Regions from separate parts of the Homo sapiens genome. Here region 2 is linked to region 1. A link is a loop called in an ENCODE intact Hi-C map of the cell type or tissue named here. Cell type or tissue: ascending aorta. All regions are shown on one strand. Each heading gives the region's core, and the rest is flanking DNA. Links, peaks and the distances in the headings are about the cores only.

Region 1 (10,500 bases), core at 959-8,958:
TAGACAGAATTAGTTCCACACAAGTGTGAGTTACTATTACACAGTGTTTTTAGGTAGGGCTTTGCACCACCAGGGACTGCTCTGATGACTTTTAACCATCAACATGGAAGATGACCAGAAGAATCTGGGGACAAATGAAAATGCATGCAGAGAATGAAAGGAAGGATGCCGAGTGGCTTTGTGACTCTTCTGAGGACATTAAGTTTATTTTCTTTAAAAAAGGCTGATGACGGAGGGAATTATAGACTGTAAGTACCAGGGAGTGCTCAAAGACCACGAGGCTCTCCTCCTTATCGTAGAGCCTGTTGTCAGGAAGTTGAGTGCAGAACTTGTGCCAGCCCCTGGGGTCTCTCAGTCCTCAGCCCCTAGGCCCAATTCTTCCCATTGCTCGGTGCTGCCTCTCCTGGGGGAGAGATGTAATGCCAGGACCGGGTCCTCAGCTCTCCTAGTGTTGATTCTACAGCACTCAGATGGTTGGCCTTGTTTTGAGTTTCGTCTTCTCTGATTCCCTACATATTTTTTGCAGGACCATTTTGCCCAAATGCAATTTTCTCACCCCACTCCCAGGCTTACGAGTCTCTAGGGCTTCCCTCCTGTGTGTGGTGTGGCTTTGGACCTGACTCTAATTTTTATGGAGGCTTAAAGAAGCAGTTTCATTACTTCTCATTTTTTATGTCACTTCTTATTCCATCTAGTGCTTAATAATTTGCTTTCCCCAAGAGTAGGTGCTCAGTAAAGGCTTTTTGCCAACAGAAGGGACATAGGGGCACTGAAAAGTTGCTCGACATAAGTATCTCCAAGGCTACTCAGTAATTTAATAGCAGGTATAGGAGAAGATCACAGTTTCCTCTTTGTTCTCTCTTGTATCTGATGGGAATAGGAGGTGGAAGGGTGATACCTCCACTTAGAGAATACAGGAGACATGTTTATTCTGACCATTTAAGTCATCTGTGACATAGAGTGTCAAACAATATTTATTCTCAGGCTCCAGTGGGATGGCAGAGATAGAAAAGAACAAGAGGCAGCCTAGGCTAGCAAGGAGGACCTGAACTGGAAGTCAGGAAGTTATGTGATTGTTAGTAGAGGATGTAATGATTAGAAGCTATTCTTAATCAAAGAATTCTTAATAAAAATTCCTAGAACTTCCATGCCTTCAGCAGCTCACGCAGCCAAGAAAGAAATTATCCACGCCCTGGGGGAACCTAAAGCCCATCAGCTCCCTCGCTGCCATGTGCAACCCAAGCGCGGAATAAGGCTCACGGGACCTGTGCCACATACTGAAACAGGACTGCCAGCTTCCCAAAGTGGTCAGTGATGCTCCTCCAACTGCAGCTACTCTTTGATGACCTGGAGGGGTGTTTAGTCATCATCTGAGCCAGTGCAGTTCAAATCAGCCCAGGGTTCTGATGACGCACCACATACACAGGGGGAGGATGTGGGGAGCTGAATGGCAGAGTCCTGGGGCCCCTCCTTCATTTCCACAGGGCAGCTCTGCTTTCAAAGACAGGGTTGTGATTTAGAAAGAAGAAAACCTTAATTTAGAGCCACTGCTTTGGGGAATTAAGTCTCAGAGATGAAGTAATGGGCTGCAGGTCATTCAGCCAGTTGGTAGCAGAGCCTGGGGTAGAATCCAAACCTTGAGCGCCTCGTGCCCAGTCCCCTTCCACTTCATTCGCTCGTGCTGCCAAGTGTCTCATTATACACATACGTCTCAAATAACGATGCTAGAGGATGCTCCAGTAACACTTTTTTTTTAAAAAAAGCATTACAAAAGAAAGCACCAAAACGTCCACAAAAGCATACACAAGGTTATTTATCTCCAACAGCCCAACGCGACAAGATAGCTTCACACCCAGCTTGCAGGTGGACTGTTCTCTCTCCTCTACCCCAGCTGAAGATAAAAAAGGCCAGCCCTTGGCACCATCAACTAGTCAATAACTTAGTTTTCCAGGTCTTTCTTAAAAAAGACAGTTCCTCCTCCTCTTTAGCCCTTTTCTCACTGTCAAATCAAGGAGGAATCCGCCACCAATAAGTTTACTGGAACCTCCATTGACTGACTACTTTTCCATTGTGAGTAAATGTCTTCAGAATTCTCTGTTCCTTAGTGGTATGTGCTGTTAAAATTTTATCTCTAATGATTCCAGTAAAGACTTTTTATTAAAGGAATTTCGAACATCCATGACAGAAACAAGGGAAGATGCTTTTTCTCAGTGGTTGGGGAAGACCTGGTGATCATATTAGGTGTTAATTCAAGCTGCACCTCAGGTGGCTTAACAGCAAATCCTGTTTTGATCTTTTAAAGGCAGAAATCCCTCCCTAGTCATCGGGACCTATGAGTAGAACTTGAAGCATCCTTTGTTGGTTTTTCAACCACAGCCTGCCTGATAAGCCCCTCCACGCCTTTTGCCAGGATTCTGCCTGGTAGGGAAAGACACAAGGGCCATGATGGCACCCTCCTCTTTGGCCCCTTTCCTATTCTACCAAAAATCTTGATTTTCCTCTGCCTCTGCCAACTCCTCTGTGGTCTCAAGTGTTCCAGGAAATGAGGAGTAATTCTTTAAATCTTGCTTTAAAAGGGGAACACCATGTGACTCCTCCCTGTGGTGGGTGAGGGGTGGGGTGGGGAGGCTGAGGGGGCTCAATGGTGCCTGTAGAAGTCCAGGTTCAGGTCTCTTGGGGGAGGAGGAAGCTCTGTCGTCCCTTCCACTCAGCATCAGCCAGCCTGGAGACCGCATCAGATTGGCATAGCTCCCTGGAACAGTCTCCCCTTCCCTTCATCCTCCACCACCGCACCCCCCCACCCCACCGCCTCCCGCCCCCGCCTTCTCTTAGCTCTTCCCTCCCTCTGCCCCCAGGCTCCTACTTGCATTCTTTATATCTTCTGGCATTTTTCATGTTGTTTTACTTTGTATTTAATAATAGCTCTGCATTCTTTTCTTTATCTGAAATCAAGGCTCATACCTGCATCATGCGTTCACTTTGGGAGTAAAATTTATGGCCGAACTTGCCATGGGGTTAATTGCTTTTCATTAACTTCATACTTCTTAATTATTACAAATTATTTGCCTGTACTAGAAATAGTTCCATCCTGTGCTCCAAATTTACTAGCCTGCAATTGCAACCAGAAACGGGAAGTCTTGGATTGCCGGTGCTTGGGGAGTGAGGTTCCCAGCTTTATGCATCGGAGTCTGACCAGACTGAGGGTAGGAAGACGGTGGGTAATTCTAGATCTTTAGACTTCAAAGCCCAGATTAGGGCCCGTAGGCCAAATAAAAATTGAATTTAGCTTTTCTGAGCCATAGACTGTTCTGTGTCTCAATTCTCAAATCTATAAAGTGGAGTTAGGAAGACAGAAAGACACGATGTGTATATTTAATAACAAGTTTACTTTAAAATCAGTTTGAAAAACCTATACTTCACATAATGAGTGGGGTTTCAAAAGCAAGAAAGAGAAAAAGTATACCCACCAAAGGGGAGGGCAGAATAAATCCCAATGGAAAATTTGTGCCTTTCTGTGGTTGGAGTCATTTGGTCAAGAAATGATGAAATTACAAATTTCTGAAAAGGGCGTGTGTGTCGGAGTTCCTGAGGTCCAGTTCTCAGCATGGTACTTGGGCAAGGCCAGTGTTGAACTCTGAGGAAGAATAAAGAGAAGGAAGTGGTCACGACCAGCATTCTTTGCCAAAACAGCAGTGCCTCCATGGCCTCGTACTGCCCATGAGTCTCTTCATCTCATGGATTTGAAGCAAGCTCTCTCAGCAAGCCTGTACACCCATTGTCCCTTGCAATGTGATTCGTCCTTTGACTCCTTAGATGGGAATGGTTGGTAAAAAGGGAATCGCAGCTGGAGGTTTGTGGGAACTGGCATATTCAGACTACACAAAGGCCCTGTGTGTGCAGACACAGCCACAGCTGTGGGAGCCAAGGGCCTGGCAATGGGGAGAAGTAGGTATTTCTCAGTGCAGGAAAGCATTCCTGTCCGTGCTCACAATCCATCTGGTATTGACTTTGAACTCACACGCAGAAAAAAGGAATGAAGTCGGCCCAGCAGCTGAGCCCAGAATCAGCTGGGAGGACATTCAAAGTTCCCTGTAAGGGAGCGTGGATGGACAGAGGAGGACAGGGATTTGTAGCCACTTCTGCAATCGCTCTGACCATTGCCAAGTGGGCTAGCAGCAGCAGATGTTCCAGCAGGAGGGCAGTGTCTGTGCCCAGCGGCAGGGCCATTGTCCTTGCTGGAACCATCTCACACTGTTCACTGAGTCTTGTTCTCAGCTGACTGGCTTTCCAAGCTTAACTCTCTTGGCTTTCCCAAAGAGTCTGTGAGCCACCCAATATCCTTTAACAAATTCCTTTTCTGTTTAGACTAGCTAGACTGGTCTTTACAGTTTTTAATGGAAGGCCCTGGCACTGATAGCTTTCGAAGGCTGGAGCTCTATGGCTTTTAATACTCCATGCTAAAGAAAACACAATTTTTTGCTTTGTTTTATTTTCTGCAAATAAAATGTCTTGTTCTCCTCTTCCTATGTGTGTATTTATATAGTTCAGTTAGGCTTTAATATACAAGCTCTGAATTCTCCAAATACCAAAGCAGACAGTTTAAGAAAAGAAGGAAAGCAAACGCCTATTTCTCCCACTTTCAAAAGCACACACTTAAATTTTGTGTGGAAAAAAAATCTAAGCTCTCTAGCTCCACTCGGTGTCCTGTTGAACTGGTGTGGCACCATGTTACTCTTTCAGAGAATGAAAATGAAACTTGCTCACTGTAGCTTCATTGAACCACTTTATTCTTTGACCAATTTTGGATGGGTATTTTAATTAAAAATTTTTTTCAGCCAGGCACGCGGTGGGCTCACGCCTGTAATCCCAGCACTTTGGGAGGCCAAGGCAGATGGATCACGAGGTCAGGAGATCGAGACCATACTGGCTAACACGGTGAAACCCCGTCTCTACTAAAATTACAAAAAATTAGCCTGGTGTGGTGGCACACGCCTGTAATCCCAGCTACTCAGGAGGCTGAGGCAGGAGAATAGCTTGAACCCAGGAGGTGGAGGTTGCAGTGAGTTGAGATCAAGCCACTATACTCCAGCCTGGGTGACAGAGCGAGACTCTGTCTCAAAAAAAAAAAAAATTAAACTAAAAACAGTATGGGACAGTGGCCAAGAGCGTGGGCTTTGGAGTTAGGTCAACTTGGATTTGAATCTTGCTGCAGCTATATACTAGCTTTGCGACTGTGTCTTGCTACTCAGGTTTTGTGAGGCTCATCTGTAAGATGAATATAATAAAAATGTTCACCTCAGAATATTATTGTGAGGATTAAACAAGATCCAAGACCTGGCTTAAATTGCCATTAGAGAATGACCCAGGGGAGCTTATTCATTGTAGCTAAATGATAAAATTTAAAATCAAGATTTAAATGCTTTCAGAAGGGGTGCATTTAGAAACACTGAAGTCTCCTTGTTACTCTCTTTTTAAATATGATAGGAATTACAATTCTTATAGAGATTATGCTACACAATGATCTATGTTTACACAAGAACGTAAATGTTGTCTTGGAGAGATTACATGCTCAGATGGCAGAAGCTCTTCAGTGGCAATGAGGGCATGGGCTACTGGGCTACTCTTTGGCTTGGAAGACCTTTCCTGTCTTCCGTTCACCCTACCATGGCTCAATTTGGCTTCTGCCTACCTCCCCAATCCCATCCTACACCACTTCAGCCTTCACTACTGACCTTAGCTGTTGTCTGTTGCCTAAACACCTTCTTCAAGTTGTTCAGGTTACACTGACCTTACCTATTATCTGTTGCCTAAACACTCTCTTCTGTCTCAGGACTATTGCACTTGTTACTTCTTCAGCCTGGAGCGCATGTACAGGTACACACACACACTTACGCAAACACACACAAAATCATTCAAAGTTCAATATATATGAAACCTTTTCAGAGAAGACTGTCATCACCATCCTTGATGATGCGTGGTGGCTTTTAGTCATATAAAATGGCTTTATATATTTTAAAGTACTTTTTGTTATAAAGGTATATTTTTCAAGGCATAAAAAATATACAAAACATATTTTATATAGCAGTTTATTAGCTTGGTTGAGTTTTTAAATATTTAGACATTACTTACAGCAAAACATTGAAAGCACCTAATTTTTTTTTCCTGTTGGACATTTAAGTTCTATCCAAATGATGCAACAGTGTTCAGCCATGGAGTAAAATTGTTTGAAGTCTATACAACATGGAGAAATCCTTATGATAAAGACAAGAATAAAATATGAATATAAATCAAGAATATGTCTAAGTGAAACATGCATATAGAAAGAAAGAAATAAAATAGTTCTTAGGATGGGAACATTAGGGAATCTTTCCCACTTATTTTCAAGATGTTTATATGGTTATATTTAACTCTATAATTACAGGTTAAAAACAGGTTGCAACTCCATAAGTAACCTGTTTCTGTACCATTATAGCAGCTGCCTATGGAGAAGGGCTCGGTGCTGACAGGCTACTTAGCCTCACCTGCCTTCCTGTCCGGCAGTGGTAGGATTTCCACCTCTGCTTCCATGTATTGGCATGGTAGGAAGACAGCCGCAGAGAACAGACAGGTCAGATCAAATGCCAGCCAGGAGAAATATTTTAGGCCAGGCACAGTGGTTTACACCTGTAATCCCAGCACTTTGGGAGGCCGAGGCGGGTGGATCACCTGAGGTCAGGAGTTCGAGACCAGCCTGGCCGACATGGTGAAACCCTGTCTCTACTAAAAATACAAAAAATTAGCTGGGCATGGTGGTGCGTGCCTGTAACCCCAGTTACTTGGGAGGCTGAGGCAGGAGAATCACTTGAACCTGGGAGGTGGAGGGTGCCGTTACCTGAGATCGTGCCATTGTGCCATTGCACTCCAGTCTGGGCGACAAGTGTGAAACTCTGTCTCCAAAAGAAAAAAAAAAATAGGAAGAAAAAAAGAAAACAAAAACCCAGCTGCGAGAAATATTTTAAAGAACAAATCTAAAACAGTGGGCAGTTTGGCCCCCCAAGTGGATAATTCTAGGGAATTCTGGAGTTTAAGTTTGCATGACTTTGGCTGGCACCCAGACTTAAATCCATTCAGTTCTCCTGCCAGTGAAGCGAACAGACAAGTGAACAAGCCAGATCCAGCAAGAGTCGATCACAGGGCTCCACAGGAGACTGTTACGAACCCTGAAAGATGAGCAGATATTAGGCAGGCAATGAAAAGAGGGCAAGGTGGGGTGGGTGATGGAGGGTAGTTCAAGGCCAAGGGGACAGCGGGTGCAAAGGCAGAGCCTAGGAGGGGTGCTGGACCTCTGAAGGTCTGAAGAATTACCCTGACGACTGTCTGGAGAGGACTAGAGGAGAGTAAAAGCGGAAGCAAGGGGATCAGCTAGAAGGCTGCTGAAATGTTGAAAGAGAAAAGATGAGGGCTTAACTCAAGGCAGAACAGTGGGGATGGAGAGGGGATGAATTTGCAAGGTAAGAGGTGACGGAATCAGCAGGACTTCATAACCATCAGAAGAAGAAAAGTCAAGGGTGATTGTCAAGATGCTGGCTAGACATCTGGGTGCACTGGTGGGACCAACATTGCCAAACAAGTGTCTAGAAACAAACGAGTACTTGGTATTCATTCGTATTTTAGATGGAAAACTGCCTGCCCCTTTCCCATATTCTGATCCATGGACATCTATGATGTTTATATTTACATTTTATGGTTACATAGGGTAAACTCTATAGTTAATAATCAGGGAAAGAAGTCGCACCGAGGAAGGAATTCCAAGCCTCTTTAGAAACAATCTTTTGTCATAAATATCCAGAGGCATTTATGAATAAATACTGACCCCCAGTGTCTACGTACAGAAACAAAGATTTTAAAAACGATATAAAATACCAAGACTCCTGGGAGAGTACCTGGAATTCCAGCTACAAGTAACATTCCCTGCAATCCAATCCCAGGATCCTAGCAGGCATCCTCAGAGATAAAAATACTGACTAGCTAACCTATGGCCAGCGGCCTTAGGTCTGGAGAATTCTAATGAGTATTCTACAGAATGAGTGTCGGGATGGATTACATAGCCTCAATTGTGTTGCAGAGCTATGTGTTGGCCTTTGCCCCTCTGCTTCAGAGGTTACATATGTCAAGGTCTAGGTTCAATTACTCCTAAGAGTCTTCCCACTAAGGGTAGATTTTATGCAATTAATCTGACTAATACAAACTCCAGCTCTGTCTGATTCCCCATCCAGTTCAACACGACATCCAGAGAATTTTCCTCTCAGGCAGATACAAAGCAGTGTGGTTGGGCAGACATTCCCTCTTCAATACTGTGTGGTTAGGGTTAAGTTCACGAGAATTTTTTTTTTTTTTTTTTTTTTGTGATGGAGTTTCACTCTGTTGCCCAGACAGGAGTTCAGTGGCGTGATCTTGGCTCACTGCAACCTCCATCTCCCGGGTTCAAGTGATTCTCCTGCCTCAGCCTCCTGAGTAGCTGGGATTACAGGCACGTGCCACCACGCCCAGCTAATTTTTGTATTTTTAGTAGAGACAGGGTCTCACCATGTTGGTCAGGCTAGTCTTGAACTCTTGACCTCGTGATCCAGAAAGGAATTCCATTACTATTGGTTAACTGCAAGGTGATGGCAGTCATAATCGTGTTTCAGATTTGTTGTTTCAGCACACAAGCTCATTGCTGGTCTGATGCAAGCTGTAGCCTCAAAGATAATAGAAATAAAATAAGTATACAATTTGTTTCTTGACAAGATAATACAGACTTAAGAAGTCTTTCTCTTGGGCCAGGTGTGGTGGCTCATGCCTGTAATCCCAGCACTTTGGGAGGCTGAGGCGGGCGAATCACTTGAGGTCAGGAGTTTGAGACCAGCCTGGTCAACATGGTGAAACTCCATCTCTAATAAAAATACAAAGATTAGCCAAGCATGGTGGCGGGCACCTGTAATCCCAGCTACTCGGGAGGCTGAGGCACAAGAATTGCTTGAACCTGGGGGGGCAGAGGTCGCAGTGAACCAAGATCACACCATTGCACTCCAGCCTGGGCGACAAAGCAAGACCCTGTCTCAAAAGACAGAAAAAAAAAAGAAGAAAAGAAGAAGGCTTTCTCTTATCTTTCTCTTACTTAACAAAGACTGAGGTTTCAAGAATAAAAAGTCAAAAAAACCAGGCACCTCACTCTGAATAAGACATGTTTTAATGACTATACTAAACACAACATTGTTAAACTTACCAATTTTTTCCTCTGTCACTTTATTTTTTCTAGTTTTTTAAAAAAATTTCAAACCTACAGAAATGCTGAGATGATAGTAGAATAATACAACATTACAAATCATTTCCTCAATTCATCAGCTATGACATTTACTGTACAGTCATGTGCCTCAGTCATGTGCTGTTTTGGTCAACAGCGGACTGCATATACGATGTAAGATTATAATGGGGCTGAAAAATTCCTGTTGTGCAGTGACTTATAGCCATCCTAAGGTCCTAGCATGAGCCATTACTCATGTGTTTGTGGTGATGCTGGTGTAAACAAACCTACTGCACTGCCAGTCATACAAAAGTATAGCACATACAAGGATGTACAGTATGTAATACCTGAAAATGATAATAAATGATAGTGTTTTTTGTATTTACTATACTATACTTTTTCTTATCGTTTTAGAATATACTCCTTCTATTTATTAAAAATATTAGTTAACTGTAAGACAGCCTCAGGCAAATCCTTCAGGTAGTATTCTAGAAGAAGGCATTGTTAACATGGGAGATGACAGCTCCATGCATGTTAGTGCCCCTGAAGACCCTCCAGTGGGACAAGATGTGGAGGCGGAAGACAGTGACACTGATGATCCTGATCCTGTGTAGGCCTGGGCTAATGTGGTATTTGTGTCTTAGCTTTTAACAAGAAAGTTTAAAAGGTAAAAAATAAAAAATTTTATAGGAAGAAGCTTATAGCTGGGCGTGGTAGCTCACACCTGTAATCCCAGCACTTTGGGAGGCCAAGGCGGGCGGATCACTTGAGTCCATGAGTTCGAGACCAGCCTGGGCAACATGGTGAAACCCCGTCTCTACTAAAAATACAAAAGATTAGCCAGGCATGGTGTGGTGCGCCTGTAATTCCAGTTACTCGGGAGCTGAGGCAGGAGGGTCACTTGAACCCAGGAGGTAGAGGCTGCAGTGAGCCAAGATCGCACTACTGCACTTCCAGCCTGGGAGAAACAGCGAAACTCCGTCTCAAAAAAAAAAAAAAAAAAAAGAAAGAAAGAAACTTATAATGACATAAAGAAAATATTTTCATATGGTTAAATAAGGTTTCTGTTTTAATGTGTTATTACAAAAGTCAAAAGGTTTTGAAATATTAAAAACTTTTTAAAAGTTACAGTAAGCTAAGGTTAATTTATTATTGAAGAAAATTTTTTAAATAAATTTAGTGTAGACAAAGGGTATAGTGTTTATGAAGTCTACTGTAGTGTACAGTAATGTCCT
Region 2 (10,500 bases), core at 1,660-9,659, 300 kb before region 1:
AGCAACCACATGTAAAATTTGCAAGTTTGTCATTCACCCAAAAGTTAATGAACAAGAGTTCTAGTCCTGCTGTGGCAACATAAGTCTTATAAAGGCCTTCTCTCTCACTAATTCCAACTAAACTCTAGATAAAATACAAAAACATAACTATCTGAAGAATTTGAAAAGTAAACAAGAGCAGACTGTAGAGTTAATACTTAGAGAAGCACCCCCACAGGAAGGTGAGTCCAGCCCCTTGTTTGCTCTGGCCTGCTGAATGGCAGGCCTCATGCACAGAGAAGTGTGGTGGTGCAAATGGCTAAATCTCAGATAGAAACTGAGTCTTTTTTTTTTTCTGTTTACTAAAGTTTGGAGTTATTTTTTATTATAAATGTTTGATTCCAAAATGCTTGAGAGTAGCCTTTTCTTTTTCTCTTGAGCAGAATAATTTAGTCACACCACCCTAACAATGATAATATCCTATTTAGTGATTACCTACTATGTGCCAGACCCAGTGCTTGGAAGAGATACAAACATTGATAAGACAGCCTCTGAGATCAAGGCGTTCTCAGTACAGACAGAAAGAAGGAAGGGTTAGGTGATATGATATGGCAAGGGCAACCATGCAGGCATATACAGGATGTCATGGGAGAACATGGTGGGGTGGTCAGTAGTGTAGAGGTTGAGAAATTCTGGCCTAGACTAAGAAATGACAATATGTACACATACAAGAAAACAAACAAAAAAAATTCCTTCTCCAAATCAGAAACCCAGTCTTTCTTAACAGAAGACCCAGGAAAAGGGGTCCTTACAGTGTGGAGGGAATCTGAAGGGAAGAAAGCAACCAGAGAAAGGTATCTCCTAATCCTGTGTATGAGTGCACAAAAGTCTCATCCTAATCCCTGAGCTATGCAAGCAGACACACTCTCAGAGACTATGAAAACTTAACTGAAATTTTAACCAACCCCCCCCCCACCCACACACAAATGTCTCAGCTCAATCCCTGAATTACACATGTGCAAGATAGTCCCAAACCAATACAAGGAAAACTTAAGAGAACTAAACAGGACTTTGAACCATCTATACAAGTCTCAAAACCCCTGAACTACACTGGCATGGGAAAGAACCAAATAAGCATAGCAAAGGCTTACAGATCAGAACTGAGATCTGAATTATCCACAGAAGGGGCACCAGAACTTATTGCTTCAACCTAACTGGATTGATTGCCTGCTAGAAGAAATACACTGACCCAGAATCTACACAGCATAGCATGAATAATGGAAAACCAGGAGTAGGACCAGTTCTCAGGGCAAAAGGCAATCAACAAATGTTAACATCAAGATAACCCAGATGTTAAAACTATCAGACAAGAACTTTAAAGGAGTCATTACAATTATGCTCCATGAGGTAAGGGAAAAGCACACTTGTACTGAATTAAAACCTAAGAATTATTGGCGAAGAAATAACACATTGCTGGGAATGCAAAAGGATATAGCCACTTTAGAAAACAGATACAGTTTCTCATACAGTATATAGTTAGCATATAACCCAATAATACTATTCCTAGGGATTTACCCATGAGAAACAAAAACATGTTCACACAAGGACTTGTACAAAAATATTCATAGGAGCTTTATTTGTTACAGCCCCAAACTGAAAATAATTTAAATGAGCATGAATGGATGGCTAAATGGAGAAATTTTGATCTATTCACATAATGGAATACCTCTCAACAATAAAAAGGAACTACTGATATATGCAACAACATGGATAAATCTCAAGAGTATTATGCTAAATGAAAGAAGACAGAAAACACAAAATGTATGATTCTGTTTTGTGAAATTCTAGAAAAGCCAAATATAGGGGAGGGAACGCAAATCACTGGTTGCCTGGAGCCAGGGGTGAAGCCTGGAAGGAGAGGATCTACTGCAGAGACACAGGAACACTTAGGGGTGATTAAATGTTTTACATCTTGCTTTTGGTAATGTTCTAAACAAAGGAAGCAACATAAAGGGATTAGTATAAATGGGCAATTCAGACCAACTAAGAATATGAGTAGATAATAAGCCTATAGAAGTAATTCTCAATTTTTCTAGCAATCCCAGAAATGCTAGTTAAAGGAGTGAGTTATCTCCTGTTTTCTAATAGCTTGGCAAAATTTAAAAAACAGAAAAGGGTAGCAGGGAAATGTCCACAAAACAGTACTATAAAATTTCTATGCCTATGGGTATAGATATGTGTATATGCAAAGAAGTTCTAGAATGATACACACCAAACTAAGAATGGTGGTTATTTCAAACAGGAAGATTTATTTTAGGATGGTGGCAAAAGACAAAAGAAAAAAAAAAAGATAAAGGCCTTAACTCCAATTTCAGAGTATTTGTGACACATATGTAAATATTTAGTAGAGATATCTTAGAGTTTGAAAGTACAATTCTAAGTATAAATCTTTAAAAATTAAGTATACATCAAGATGTCCACACACATGTTCAGTTGCAAATGAATGACTTTATTAATGAGACTCTTTAGACAATGTACTTCGTTTAAATGAAGATGTACTTCTAACATAATCTGTCCGTTATAACTTGAGTCATACAGTCAATACATTTAAACAAATGACAAGGTAAATCCTTATGTTAAATATAAGATAATCACCACTTTCATTTATTATTTTCTAATATAAAATAGGCTTACCTAAAACAAACCTGAAAAGTTTGAACTCTGCAAGTAGATACAGTTCTCTTTCACAATCTACTAGAATAATCATTCCCTATATTATTCAATCTGACTTTTTAGTTTCCTCATCTTCTTTTTTATCCATTCAAAGTTTTATGCTAAACAAAAACTATATGAATAGGTTCAAACCTGTTAAAAGTGCACACCGATGAAGATCTTCACTTACAAATTTCATGAACATATCCTCATCCTAAAATAAGAATTTAAAAATATTTCTCTTTTAAAAACCAACAGTTTTCAAATCCAGAATTTTTTTACATCTATTTTAGTACTTGGGATTGAGTATATGTCTTTAACCTTTAATAAACGAGAAAATTAAAGGATTATTATCAGCTACTGGTCTCAATGCACCCAACACTTCAAATATCCTGAAACCTTAAAGTTTGCATCTTTCATTCCTCCTCTTCCACTGGGTGTGGTCATAATAATGACTTTATGGAAGGAATAAAGTTTAAAGATTCTTGATAAACCCGGGAAAACTATTTAAATTAAGAATAAAATTGGCCGGGCGTGGCGGCTCATGCCTGTAATCCCAGCACTTTGGGAGGCCAAGGCGGGTGGATCACCTGAGGTCAGAAGTTTGAGACCAGCCTGGCTAACATGGTGAAACCCCGTTTCTACTAAAAATACAAAAAAAATTAGCCAGGCATGGTGGCACATGCCTGTAATCCCAGCTACTCGGGTGGCTGAGGCAGAATCGTTTGAACCCAGGAGGCAGAGGTTGCAGTGAGCCGAGATCGCGCCATTGCACTCCAGCTTGAGCAACAAGAGCGATCTCAAACTCTGGCTCAAGAAAAAAAAAAAAATTAAATTAACAAAAAGAAAAACACAGAAAGCCATAAATCCTTTAAATAGCTAAAGTAAGCTTTAAGAGCTTATTTCGGGACATTAGTTTACATACATAATTTATACTTTAATAAAATTTGAAGGAAATCTCGCAGCCTATGTAGTAGAAAAAGACTAAAGAATTTTAAATACTACGTTTTTCCCCCTTTTTCTTCTTCCATGTCTCTTCCTTTATGACATCAGAGCCACAATAAACTGTTATGGTGATACACAATAAGGTTAGAACACGGTGGTTCTACTATGATTCATACTACGATGTAACACAATCCAATCAGCACATAGAAGAAAATAAGTGGACATCAATCCTAAAACTAAAACCCTACTAATAATTTCATATACAAATTTTAATAAAACCTAGAAGAATCTTAGCTAAAATATTTTCTCAAAAAAAATACAAATATAGTTTCTCTTTCTAGACAGGGCATAGTGTTCCCAGTGATAGCTTAGCTTTTTCAGCCAAATTATTTCCCAACTTCAATGACAATAATTTAAACATCCAATTGATTTTTATATCCAATTGATTTTATAATATTTTAATTGGGGATTTATATAATACAAATTTTATCTCCAAGTAAAATAAAGTTGAGAAAAACATACCGATTCATCTTCATCACTGATTGTTCTGTCTGAATAGTCTTCCTTTTCTGAATCTTCTGACATCTTTTCCAGTGTTTGACTTGAGATTTCTTGTAATATACGGGTAGGCTGTAAAACAATTTCTAAGGAAATTATATGACAGCTTTTCTTTTCAAGCTGTAGGTGTTTACTACATTAAATGAGTACTCAAAAATATATTCAATTGTATTTAACAGTCACAACAGTCTTCTCTAAAAACTAATTAGAATACAACTAATAAAACCTTCAATTTCAAAGAGTTAAAGGAATTTTCCATGACTATACGAGACAACAACCACAATAAGACAAATCAAGCAAATCATTTAATTAAAAGGAATTTCCAGAGTATACAGCCAAATCATTCACATTTTATATTTACAATTAAATACTACACAGCAAGTTCAGAATGATCCTGAGGCATTAAAAGATAATGAATTTAAAAATTATAGTCACTTACTGAAATGTAGCAATATAATTTTAAGTTTTCTCCTTGATTTTCACTTGACCAAAAGTTCAAGTGACAAGACTTTACATTTTGATTATTATTCTGTAGATACTGTCTGTTCTAATATTCATTTATATTATTCTTATTCTTAGAAATCTAAATAGCTACCAGAAGGTTGTATTGGTAATGACCATTACCATTCTATGCAAGTATCTTCCCATGTGGGTAATATCAAGACCAGGGAATAATCGAAATTTCTTGTCAAGTTCCCATCGTTCTTGAGAGACCAAAGGACTCGACAATTTCAAATCTATTAGTTTACGCCCCTCTCTACAGGAAGCGTGTTTTGGAGCGTGGACTACATATAAGTTAAGTCCAAGCTCTATGGCAAATCACTGCCAATGCCACGGAACCGACTGTCTCATAGATGACACCTTCAGTCCTAAGAAACTGAAGTTTCTGCCTGGGCATCACAACTCCACATTTGGAAAATCCGACTGGCCTAAATTCCATTCCTTACAGGTGCACACAGGGCGCACGAAGTGCTGACCTGCTGCGGATACAGCTCTGGTCTCAGGAAACGGCCCTTATCCACCGGCGCTCCGCGGGTGTCTTCCACCACTGCGGAGGAGGGGCAGATGCGGGCGCGTCCACGCTTAGCCGCGTCCCGACAGTACCAAGGCGTTTTTGGCGGGAAGCACGATGAGGCCACAACTCCGGGCGGCCGAGTTCCTTCCCGCACTCACTCCTGGACACCTTGGTGTGGGGAGGCGCTCATTTTCCGGGGCGCGCTCGCTTCCCGCAGGGGGCGCCCCGCCTTACTTCTGCATACCTCACCGTCCTGTCGGGGCCGGCACCTCGCTCCCACGCGAGTCCTCTGGCCAGGCCAGTCGTCGCTTCCGTGCGGGGAGAATATCTCGGGATCTCGCGATCTCGCGGAGAACCCGGTATCCAGCCGCTAGAAGTAACGCCACTGCTGGAGATCCGCAGCCCCAGCCACACTCCCAACTCTCGTCATCAGGCAACGGGTCCGCCCTCGCGAGACTTCGGACAGCCTTCGGAGATCACCTAGCAACCAGCTCGGAGGAAAGGAGCCTGCGTAGGTTTTGGCTCCAGGAAGAGGGATCCCAGAGGATGCCGGGAACTCGGGGTGGGCCGCAGGGCGGTCAGAGAGGCTCTCAGAGAGGCTTTGGGGTCTGTCGGGAGAATTTAGGAGTGGGGAAGACCGGGCAGCTATTTATTCCCAGTGGTCTGCACTTCGGCTGTTGCCTCAGAGGAGGCAGTAGAGCATGCTGGTTAGGACTGTGCTTTGGAGCCCACCTGACTTTTAACAGTGTGACATTGAACAAATTAATTACCTGGACTTCATGGGTACAATACTTGTAACTACTACTTGGAGATGTTAGAATATTAAAAAGTACGTTGGTCTTGATTTTTTACAGACTGAGTTCCATTCTACACAATTGTGCGATTAATTCGCTTATTCGATTCTGGAAAATGAGGCTTTTCTCCTTAAATACTAAATGGAGAGTCATAGATGAACTAGGGTGAATTCTCAAAATTATCAGCTCAGAGATTCTTTATAGCAATCGTCAGCTAGCATATTTAACACTGTTTTCCTGATGACTGCAAATCACTATATGTAGTCTCATTTAGTTAACAGACGTTATTCATGAACATCCCATATTGATTTTTTCCCTCATCTTTAGCTCTACAGGGTAAGGTAATCTATTTGGAAAAGTTTTCCAAGTACAGCTGAAAAAAAGTCTAGATTTTGATGATATAAGAATGTAAATAAACACTTTTCACAAAGCGTTATATGTCATGAGATTCGTGATATTGTAGAAATGGAGATAATAAATGGTAGCAAGTTTGAAAGTAGAATAAAGGGCAAAGCACTATGGCTTAAGCATGGAAATGGGTTAACATAATCTCTTTGTATTTTGTAAGTATCTGAAAATAGGTGTTTTTGAGGTCAGCAGTTTAAAAGTATGAACCTTCCAGATTAGACCTTGGCCAGAGAATATTAATAGAGTATATCTTAGATCAACCTCTTGAAAAGTAGCTCTTATAGTTGAAGCTTGTTTTATGCCATACATAAATCACTAAAGGTGACATGCACAGAGAAATCTTTATTTATGTAATCTGTTTTTCTGTTGGATTTTAGTCATGGCTGCAAGCCATAGGATGTCAGCTGTACAAGGTAAAACTGAGAAATGGTCTAACCAGGTTATATAAGAAATTAATGGCAGGGCTGAGAGACTTAAGTCTCGTGATTTTTAGTCCAAATAGTTATATTATCACATACCAAGTAGTCCATGGGAAGAAAAATGATCTTAATGCATAATTTTAAAAACTTAGGATTTTTTTTTTTTTTTTGAGACAGAATCTCACTTGCTCTGTCGCCCAGGCTGGAGTGCTGTGGTGCAATCTCAGCTCACTGCAACCTCTGCCTTTGGGGTTCAGGTGATTCTCATGCATCCTGACTAGCTGGGACTACAGGCACGTGCCACCACTAATTTTTGTATTTTTTAGTAGAGACGTGGTGTCACCATGTTGGCCAGTGTGGTCTCAAACTCCTGGTGTCAAGTGATCCGTCTACCTCAGCCTCCCAAAGTACTGGGATTACAGGTGTGAGTCACCGTGCCTGGCCAAAAACTTAGGAACTTGGCAAAACTTTGAAAATGATATTCATTCATTATTTTATTAACAACTTTTTTCTTTTTAAAGACAGCTCTGTCACCCAGGTTGGGGTGTAGAGGCACAATCATAGCTCACTGCAGACTCAAACTACTGGTCCCAAGAGATCCTCATGCCTTGGTATAACAAATTCACTGGATGGCTGCTGCCTACTAGGGACAGTTCACTATTGCAAGGAAAAAAACCAGACATTTATTGTGGAGGTTATGTTCTGGTGGGAGTAATCAAACAAACCAATGATGATAATAAAAATGATATCACTCAGACAATAACCGCTATGGAGAGAAATCAAGTAGGGGGGAAAAAAAAGAATAGGGGATGCTGGGAGTGGGGGGCCTTGCTAGGTTACTCTTTTAGATGGAATGGCCAGGGAAGGCCTCTCTGGCTAGGGGGCATTTGAGCAGAGGGATGAACTGTAGGATGTCTTAGGGGGAGACTCTGCCAGGCAGGGTAAGCAGCAAGTACATAGACTGAGAAGTCTGTGTTATGAACTACAGTTGAGCCTTGAACAACTCGGGGGTTAGGGGTATCGTCCTCTACATAGTTGAAAATCTGCATATAACTTTTGACTCCCCAGAAACTTAACTACTGAGAGCCTACTGTTGACTGGAACCCTTACTGATGACATAAACAGTTGATTAGCACATATTTTGTATGTTATATGTGTTATATACTGTATTCTTACAACAAAGTAAGATGAAATGTTATTAAGAAAGTTATAAGGAAGAGAAAGTGTATTCATTAAATGTAAGTCATTCATCATAATGGTCTTCATCCTTGTCTTCACATTGAGTAGGCTGAGGAAGAGGAGGAAGAAGAGGAAGAGGAAGGGTTATTTTATTAACAATTTTTTTCTTTTTAAAGACAGCTCTGTTACCCAGGTTGGAGTGTAGTGGAGTTGCTGTCTCAGGGGTGGCAGAGGTGGAAGAAAATCCCTGTATACTTGGACCTACATAGTTCAGACTCGTATTTTTCAGGGATCAGCTGTATACTAAGCAGTACTGTTTAGCCAAAGCTTAGCTGGAATCAGTATCATTTTAAGGTATGAGATTTCACAGGGATTTTTTTCTTCCCCAAGTAAAATTGAAATGGTTTGATTAAGCTTCTGCTTTTTTTTTTTAACTCTTTCTTTTTAACTTACTCTCCTATTAAAGACAGTACTATGTACTGGAAATGAAATTCTTTGTCTTTAAGTTAATATTGGAAGTAAGGCCTAGAATAAACTTCTACCAAGGACTTTGTCTGAATTTTTGTTCCCCTTCCCTATAATCTCACCAAAGAAAGTTACTGGACATGTTCCTTCTATAGACAGCTTCTGCCTTTTGGGAAGACAGCTTTACCCTTGTGGCAACTTTTTCTCCTTTTTTGTGTGTGTGTGTGAGTTTACTCTAAGACTGCAGTCTAAAAGGCAATATAATAAAAAATAGAGTAAGAAAAGAGGAAAAGACAACCAAAACTCTAAGTGCCAACTGTGCCAAAAAGCACAATTACTTGTGTGGGAATCAGGAAGAAAGTTCGTTTCAGCAGGATGGCCAAAGATAAGTTGTGTTAGGAGTATAATTTTGTGGAATTATATCATTTTGATCAGAATGAAAATAGAGTCATGAAAGTTAAGAAAACTCTGACAAACAGAGCTGGGGAAGGCCATGAAAGAAGAGTCCTCACATTTGTTTGCTTGATAATGAAAAAGACTCCATAACAACCATAACGTTACACAAGGGCCATCATAACCTTACACAAAAGATACTTCTACAAGGACATTGGCTAAGCAACTGCCTGGCTAACCTCAGACTGGCATCACTCTTGTTATTGATCTTTGTGGCTAAGGGTAATCATTTAAAAAACCAGTATGTAATCTTCCTTTTTTTCTTTTAAAAATCTTTATCTTCCTTTACCTCCCTGACTACACACATAGTTTACTATGACATGCATATTCCCATTGCAATGTTCCATTCCCAAATAAACATCTTTTAGAGAGCCTGTCTCTGTTATTTAGGTTGACAATTGAGAGGGGCTTAAATGAGTATATGAAGTGACTAGCGCAATCAGTTACTTATGACATCATAGAACTCAGTAGTCAAGTGACCTTAGAGGTCTTGTAATTCGACTGAGGAAGCCATAGTAGGGCCTGGGAAGCCTGGGATAGTCTAGTAATTATCTTGGCCTTCTTCATACTATCTGGGTCTAGGATGACCTAATACAGGGCCAAACCTCTTAAACTGTTCCCAAGCTCAAATCTTGAGATCTGTCTCAGCCAGTCAACTAGCCAACACTCAGCTTAAGCATCATTCACTTGATGATGTCTTTTCTAATTACTTTGTCATTGGCAGAATTAATTGTCTGTATTTGGGGGCTACAGTGAAGCTATCGTTGCCCTTAGTATTTGGAAATGAGTTAGTAAGAATGCCTCCTGCCTGCTCAACAGATAATAGATAGGATAAATCATCTCAAAAGAGAACGAATGGTTCCGAGACTCAGTGTGAAATCCCATGACAACAAACATGAAATTGTCTTTTTTCCCCCAAAAAACTGCCCTAACTGTGCAATGGTGAAATTCCCTTTCCGGCTGAGGGCATGTTGGCTAGAGTTGGTAACTTTTCAGCTACTAAAACAGTATCATTTTGATATTTGAGATTTGCTTCTGGTATTTGGCATTCGATTTGGCATTAAGAAGTTCATTTTTTTAAATTATACTTCAAGTTCAAGGGTACATGTGCACAACGTGCAGGTTTGTTACACATGTATACCTGTGCCATGTTGATGTGCTGCACCCATTAACTGGTCATTTACAATAGGTATTTCTGTTAATGCCATCTCTCCCTCCTCCCCCCACCCCAGGATAGGCCCCAGTGTGTGATGTTCCCCGCCCAGTGTCCAAGTGTTCTCATTGTTCAATTCCCATCTATGAGTGAGAACATGTGGTGTTCGGTTTTCTGTCCTTGCGATAATTTGCTCAGAATGATGGTTTCCAGCTTCATCCATGTACCCACAAAGGACATGAACTCATTCTTTTTTATGGCTGCATAGTATTCCATGGTGTATATGTGCCATATTTTCTTAATCCAGTCTATCATTGATGGACATCTGGGTTGATTCCAAGTCTTTGCTCTTGTAGATAGTGCCACAATAAACATATGTGTGCATGTGTTTTTATAGTAGCATGATGTATAATCCTTTGG

Evidence for each region. Peaks named below come from ENCODE experiments on the same cell type or tissue, not always from the same donor. Only the 100,000 strongest peaks of a DNase experiment are listed, where the experiment ranks them.
Region 2: it touches region 1 in a loop (4-fold over the local background); 3 of 110 quality-filtered maps call a loop at or near these places.

Annotation. Positions count from the first base shown.
Region 1 is chr7:134,684,391-134,694,890 of GRCh38, reverse strand. The region is part of intron 1 of LOC124901750 (a long non-coding RNA gene); the gene reads left to right. Among named protein-coding and RNA genes, the nearest start is that of BPGM, 43 kb to the right of the region's middle. In ascending aorta, for the core only: CTCF peaks have their summits at 4,714 and 7,860 (motif pointing left); DNase peaks (open chromatin) are centred at 1,400, 2,590, 2,700, 3,924 and 2 weaker places; H3K4me3 peaks cover 3,985 bases; H3K27ac peaks cover 4,907 bases.
Region 2 is chr7:134,981,655-134,992,154 of GRCh38, reverse strand. AGBL3 (AGBL carboxypeptidase 3) reads right to left here and starts at 5,647. Exons shown (of 17, transcript NM_178563.4): 1 at 5,454-5,647; 2 at 4,159-4,280; 3 at 2,845-2,905. The coding sequence starts at 4,221. RefSeq lists enhancers at 657-706, 4,956-5,215, 5,296-5,435, 5,446-5,745. In ascending aorta, for the core only: a CTCF peak has its summit at 5,411 (motif pointing right); a DNase peak (open chromatin) is centred at 5,654; H3K4me3 peaks cover 2,936 bases; H3K27ac peaks cover 1,473 bases.